2 separate regions of the Homo sapiens genome follow, and region 2 is linked to region 1. A link is a contact called in ENCODE Hi-C or POLR2A ChIA-PET data. All regions are on one chromosome and are shown on one strand. The core of a region is the stretch at or near the end of the contact, and the rest is flanking DNA. Distances in the headings are between cores, read along the strand shown.

The links. Hi-C counts contacts between places; a loop is a spot of excess contacts on that map. ChIA-PET counts read pairs that join two places held with the same protein, here RNA polymerase II (POLR2A). Pooled maps may share reads with other maps.
Region 2: a loop to region 1 is called in a map of psoas muscle, with 4 times the contacts of the local background. The contact joins the promoter of TGFB3 here to the enhancer-like site in region 1. A Hi-C loop is called at or near these places in 4 of 168 maps with a recorded cell type or tissue (dorsolateral prefrontal cortex, gastrocnemius medialis and psoas muscle) and 4 of 50 pooled maps. POLR2A ChIA-PET finds 5 or more read pairs at or near these places in 3 of 52 experiments (CD8-positive, alpha-beta memory T cell, H1 and Panc1).

Annotation. Positions count from the first base shown.
Region 1 is chr14:75,939,638-75,942,863 of GRCh38, reverse strand. The region is part of intron 31 of TTLL5 (tubulin tyrosine ligase like 5); the gene reads right to left. Among named protein-coding and RNA genes, the nearest start is that of TGFB3, 41 kb to the left of the region's middle. Within about 2 kb of position 1,590, at least 3 of the 41 ENCODE cell types and tissues checked have a DNase peak (open chromatin) inside an H3K27ac peak, as active enhancers do; they include gastrocnemius medialis and psoas muscle, where a contact is called at or near this core.
Region 2 is chr14:75,980,745-75,983,970 of GRCh38, reverse strand. TGFB3 (transforming growth factor beta 3) reads left to right here and starts at 1,976. Exons shown (of 7, transcript NM_003239.5): 1 at 1,976-3,226. The coding sequence starts at 3,078. RefSeq lists silencers at 1,182-1,301, 1,432-1,671 and an enhancer at 1,342-1,401.

The sequences.
Region 1 (3,226 bases), core at 341-2,840:
AAGTCTTAAAGCACCTGTAAAATACATCATGCCAGTTCGGCAACTATCAGGGAGTCCAACAAACACACTTATACTTCCATCCTTCTGTTCTTTCGTTAGCACCCAACTAACATGACTGGCTTGTGTTTAGGCCATAGAGAATGCAAGTATTTTTAGACATTGTGATCAACATTTGCCAAGGTAAACTGCACTATGAGAATCACCTAGGAATGAAGAACCATTGAAGCCAAGAGCAGATTCACATGTCGTGCTCATTTGGAAGCATAAGTTACCTGAGAGGAATGGTGGAGAGACCCTCCTAAACGATCTAAATCATTGTTTCTTTTATCATTTGGAGGCACATGGGGAGGGACTTTGTCTTGCATATACTGCTTATTTTCACTGCTACACTCTTAAGTGCTGAGATCGCATCTTACAAATTTTCACATGACCCAGGGCACCCAGCATTTTGCCTTATAAATATTTACATGAGAGCTGCTTGGTAAATAGTTGATTGACTGATGATCAATAGCGCTGTTACCCTATGGGTGGCAAAAGACTTCCAACTAACAATACAAACTAGGCTTCTACAAACAACAAAAGGCCTGATGTGGTAAGCGGCAATCTGTACTTCCAGGCCAGTGCTTCTACCACTCATCAGCTGTCTGAAGGTTAAGGGATACACATTTTTTTTTTTTTTTTGAGACAGAGTCTTGCTCTGTAGCCCAGGATGGAGTGCAGTGGCATGATCTCAGCTCACTGCAAGCTCCGCCTCCCTGGTTCAAGCCATTCTCCTGCCTCAGCCTCCCAAGTAGCTGGGACTACAGGCACCAGCCACCACACACCTGGCTAGTTTTTTTGTATTTTTAGTAGAGATGGGTTTCACCATGTTAGCCAGGATGGTCTTGATCTCCTGACCTCGTGATCCGCCTGCCTCGGCTCCCAAAGTGCTGGGATTACAGGTGTGAGCCACCGCATTTTTATGAAATCCTATGACTCATAGCTTTTCCAGTTCAGAAAAAAAAAAAAAAAAAAAAAAAAGTTCATCATGAATTTTCTGCCAATAAAGAAGGCCCTAAGCCAGGCAGGTGTGGTGATACATACCTATAATCCCAGCTTAGGAGGCTGAGGAGGGAGAATCACTTGAGCTCAAGAGTTCAGGATTCAAGACCAGCCTGGGCAACACAGCAAGAACCTGTCTCAGAAAAAAAGAATACAGTAAAAAGAAAAAATTCCTATCTGGAAAATGGGACAAATAAAGAAGGCTCAAACCTCAAATGTTATGAACATATAACCAAAGTTATTTTTCTCCCTCCAAGGTCTGAAGTGAATAAGAAAAATAAAATTAAAAACTTAATTTAAAATATTACCTAAATGCAAAGACGTTTACCTCTTAAAGATTTGTCCCTAAGGCCTTTCCAACTGATCTGGGCAGCCCTGGTAGTATCTTCTGGCAACATTCTGGTTTGATAAGAAAGGAAGTGAATGAATCAATTTATTTATATCCTGAGTGACATTAGTAGAAACGGACAGCTGGGGTGTGTGGGCCAACCTGCTGCCCCTCACCTTCCTGGGCATAGCTCCAGTATGTTGGAATGAATAACACAGGCACAAGAACATCAGATCCATTTCATGAAACCTTGCCTGGGTTGTCACAAAGGCGCCGGGCACAGCTGCAAGGGGTTTGTTCAGAGCAAAGACAGCCCAAGGAACTCTGCAATGCAGCCACATGGGACATGGGAGCCGCTGACTACAGCAGCACCACCAAGCCCTCATGGCCTCCCAGAAATCCTTTTTAATTTCTCATGAGTAATGCAGGCATCTGGTTCAGTTCAGATGCTAAAACCAACAAGAGCTCAAGTGTCCATCTATGGGGGAAGATTTCCTTTCTACTCGCAAATGAGTGTTGAATAATTTTAATACAATGCTATTTTAAGGAATTCTACTATAAAGAATTATAGTCATTAATACAACAAGCCTAATTCTTCTAAGAAAAATGCACATAACTCATTTCTGAAGATATACTTAAGTCTCACAAACCTGTAAAAAACCATGTTCCCCCTATTCTGGATTATTTTATTATAATAAACCCATCAGATGGGCATGATAACATTTTATCACGGAATAGAGAGATATAAATCTCTGAAAGACTTTCAAATGTCATTCAGTGAAAAGTGTTTCTTTTTGTAACTACATTTAGATAGTAAGTATCCTAATGGAAGACTGATTAACATGTTTGACAGAGGTTTTTTGGCATAAGAATACTTAATAACCACCCTGTTATGAAAATTTAAAAATTTTAAGGCTGACTAAAATCAATGTTCTTGGGATCTAATTCTATGATGTATCTACCATGCTAGTTTCGAAGCATAACCTACTTGAGTATATCTGGTGTATTTTTATATAAACATGTAAAACCTAGATTTATAAAATAAATGGCTGAATTATTAAAAGGAGAGTTTCTTTTATGAAGAGTTTCTTCACTTTCTTAAAAAGATTTAATTTCGGCCGGGCGCGGTGGCTCATGCCTGTAATCCCAGCACTTTGGGAGGCCGAGGCGGGTGGATCATGAGGTCAGGAGATTGAGACCATCCTGGCTAACATGGTGAAACCCCGTCTCTACTAAAAATACAAAAAAATTAGCCAGGCTTGGTAGCGGGTGCCTGTAGTCCCAGCTACTCGGGAGGCTGAGACAGCCTATGGTGTGAACCTGGGAGGCGGAGCTTGCAGTGAGCTGAGATCGCGCCACTGCACTCCAGCCTGGGCAAGAGTGAGACTCCATCTCAAAAAAAAAAAAAAAAAAAAAAGATTTAATTTCTTTATAGGGAGCTCTGGTAATGAAGAGTGGTAGAGTAAAACAATGCTACGAGCTATAAATTGATTTATGCTATTCACAAGCCTCAAACCTCTGGGATTTAAGGATAATGATTTTTGTTTTCTGCTCACTGGAGAAAATCTTTGGTGGGGCATTAGAATGGATTTTTATATAGCTTTGAGTTCAAAAGACAGATTGATGGTGGGGGTGGATTTTGCCTCTTCTAGAATAGCTTCTAGTCTGATAAAAATTCAGCCTCATTCCTCCTGTAGCAGATGCAGCATTAATGAGTCAAAGAGGGTGCTGGATACCAGTTCTCTATCTGAAGATTAGGAGAATAGCACTTTCAGTTACCTAAAGAAGGTGAGAAGTAAATGGTCCAGCTGGGCATGGTGGCTCATGCCTATAATCCCAGCACTTTGGGAGGCTGAG
Region 2 (3,226 bases), core at 727-3,226, 41 kb before region 1:
ATTTTCTGCCACACCACATTTGTTTGTTTGCTTGTCTGTTTGAGACACGGTCTTGCTCTGTCGTCCAGGCTGGAGTGCAGTGGTGCAATCTTGGCCCCCTGTAAACTCTGCCTCCCTGGCTCAAGTGATTATCCTGCCTCAGCCTCCCAAGTAGATGCCTGCGCCAACATGCCGGGCTAATTTTTCCATTTTTTTGTAGAGACTGGGTTTCGCCGTGTTGCTGGGGCTGGTCTCGAATTCCTGAGCTCAAGTAATCCTCCTGCATGGGCCTCCCCAAATGCTGGGATTACAGGCGTGAGCCACTGCACCTGGCTCAGCACTTTTTACCGTACTACATCATTTACATATTTATTTAGTTTATCGCCTCCTCCACTGCCCCACCCCTGCCTCTAAAATAAAATTTCCCTGAGGGCAGGAGTTTTGTTTCGTTCACTGATATTCTTCACAGAGCCTAGAATAGTGCCTGGTATATAGTAAACATTAAACTTTTTCTGAAATTTCAGAGGCAGTATAGCATAGTAATTAAGTCCAGAATCTGGCAACGTCCTGGGTCCAAATCCCAACAGCTGACACCTAATAACTATGTGACCTTGGGCAAGTTACTTTTAAAGTTTCTACCCCTAGGTTTCCCATTGGTTTTGCAAATGAAAGTAATGCCTACCCAAGCTAGATAGCCTGTGTAAAATATCGCCTCCATCACTCACAAGCAGTGTGGTCTGTAAAAAAAAAAACAAAAAACTCTATGCCTCAGTTTCCTCATCCGTAAAGTGACCCACCGCTGTGCTGGGATACAGAGAACAGCCCCTTCAGTTAGTGGCCTGGAAGCCAGACCTCTCAGAAAGGGTCCAGGAAGGCTGGAGTGAGATGGGGTGGGAGCGGCACTCACTCTCAGGAAAGTTCAGTTCAGAGGCAAGCCCTGTGTTGCGGGGTGCGGGGAGCCACGTGCCCTACCCTCCCTTGGCTGCTCGTGGGAAAAGGCCTAGAGGTTCGGGCCGAGAAGAGGAGCGAAAGCACAGAGCCGACTTCCCCTCACCCATCTGGGAAATGGGCTCGGGCCAACTGCTGACTTCGCGCTCGCTGGCGCAGCTCCCTGCGGAGACCTCGGCGGGGAGGGAGGCTGAACATCTGGATGACATTTCTGCGAGAGCGGCTCCGGAGCGGCGGTCGGGGAGGGAGAGGTGCGCTCGTGCGCACGTCGGGCCGGGAGGGAGGCGATTCCTCGGGGCCTGGGTCTTGTTTTTCTCGCTCTCTACCGCAGCCCCTTCTCCCGCCCCTCAGCCCCCACCCCGCAGCCCCCAGCCCCCGAGCCTCCCCGGCTCCCGACCAGCCGAGCTCCTTCACTGGCGGCCTCGCCTCGCCAGAGGGCACCCTCGATCTTCCGGAAAACGCCACCATTTTTCACTGCCCCTGGAGCGTCTCCAGGCTTCTGCCCGCCTCCCGACTCCGATCTTGTCAATGAAGAATCGGGCCAGGATCGCCGCGGAGCGGACGCCGACCCTCCGACCCGGCTCGCAGGCTGGGAGTCCCCTCTGCGAGGCTGGCATGGCCGCCCCTACCGGGTCCCGCGCCCTCTGCGGACCCTGCCCCGGGTTGGGCCTGGCCCGCGGGCGGCCCCGGGACCGGGGGACCAGGAGGGAGAGTAGACGCGGGCCGCGGACGGCGCGGACTGACAGCTGGCGAGAGGGCGCCGGGGCTGGGGGAAAGGGAGGGAGGGGGCTCATCGGAGTAACTTTCCAGAAAAACAGCCAACGTGTGGCAGGAGTGATTCCAAGAGGGGAAAAAAAGTTCAGCTACCACGTCGAACGAGAGGACTCGCAAAGTATTTTTCAAAAGGGCTCGGCTTTTCCTGTGCCTGTTTAAAACATTAACATCGTGCAGCAAAAGAGGCTGCGTGCGCTGGTCCCTCCCTCCCCCACCCCAGGCCAGAGACGTCATGGGAGGGAGGTATAAAATTTCAGCAGAGAGAAATAGAGAAAGCAGTGTGTGTGCATGTGTGTGTGTGTGAGAGAGAGAGGGAGAGGAGCGAGAGGGAGAGGGAGAGGGAGAGAGAGAAAGGGAGGGAAGCAGAGAGTCAAGTCCAAGGGAATGAGCGAGAGAGGCAGAGACAGGGGAAGAGGCGTGCGAGAGAAGGAATAACAGCTTTCCGGAGCAGGCGTGCCGTGAACTGGCTTCTATTTTATTTTATTTTTTTCTCCTTTTTATTTTTTAAAGAGAAGCAGGGGACAGAAGCAATGGCCGAGGCAGAAGACAAGCCGAGGTGCTGGTGACCCTGGGCGTCTGAGTGGATGATTGGGGCTGCTGCGCTCAGAGGCCTGCCTCCCTGCCTTCCAATGCATATAACCCCACACCCCAGCCAATGAAGACGAGAGGCAGCGTGAACAAAGTCATTTAGAAAGCCCCCGAGGAAGTGTAAACAAAAGAGAAAGCATGAATGGAGTGCCTGAGAGACAAGTGTGTCCTGTACTGCCCCCACCTTTAGCTGGGCCAGCAACTGCCCGGCCCTGCTTCTCCCCACCTACTCACTGGTGATCTTTTTTTTTTTACTTTTTTTTCCCTTTTCTTTTCCATTCTCTTTTCTTATTTTCTTTCAAGGCAAGGCAAGGATTTTGATTTTGGGACCCAGCCATGGTCCTTCTGCTTCTTCTTTAAAATACCCACTTTCTCCCCATCGCCAAGCGGCGTTTGGCAATATCAGATATCCACTCTATTTATTTTTACCTAAGGAAAAACTCCAGCTCCCTTCCCACTCCCAGCTGCCTTGCCACCCCTCCCAGCCCTCTGCTTGCCCTCCACCTGGCCTGCTGGGAGTCAGAGCCCAGCAAAACCTGTTTAGACACATGGACAAGAATCCCAGCGCTACAAGGCACACAGTCCGCTTCTTCGTCCTCAGGGTTGCCAGCGCTTCCTGGAAGTCCTGAAGCTCTCGCAGTGCAGTGAGTTCATGCACCTTCTTGCCAAGCCTCAGTCTTTGGGATCTGGGGAGGCCGCCTGGTTTTCCTCCCTCCTTCTGCACGTCTGCTGGGGTCTCTTCCTCTCCAGGCCTTGCCGTCCCCCTGGCCTCTCTTCCCAGCTCACACATGAAGATGCACTTGCAAAGGGCTCTGGTGGTCCTGGCCCTGCTGAACTTTGCCACGGTCAGCCTCTCTCTGTCCACTTGCACCACCTTGGACTTCGGCCACATCAAGAAGAAGAGGGTGGAAGCCATTAGGGGACAGATCTTGAGCAA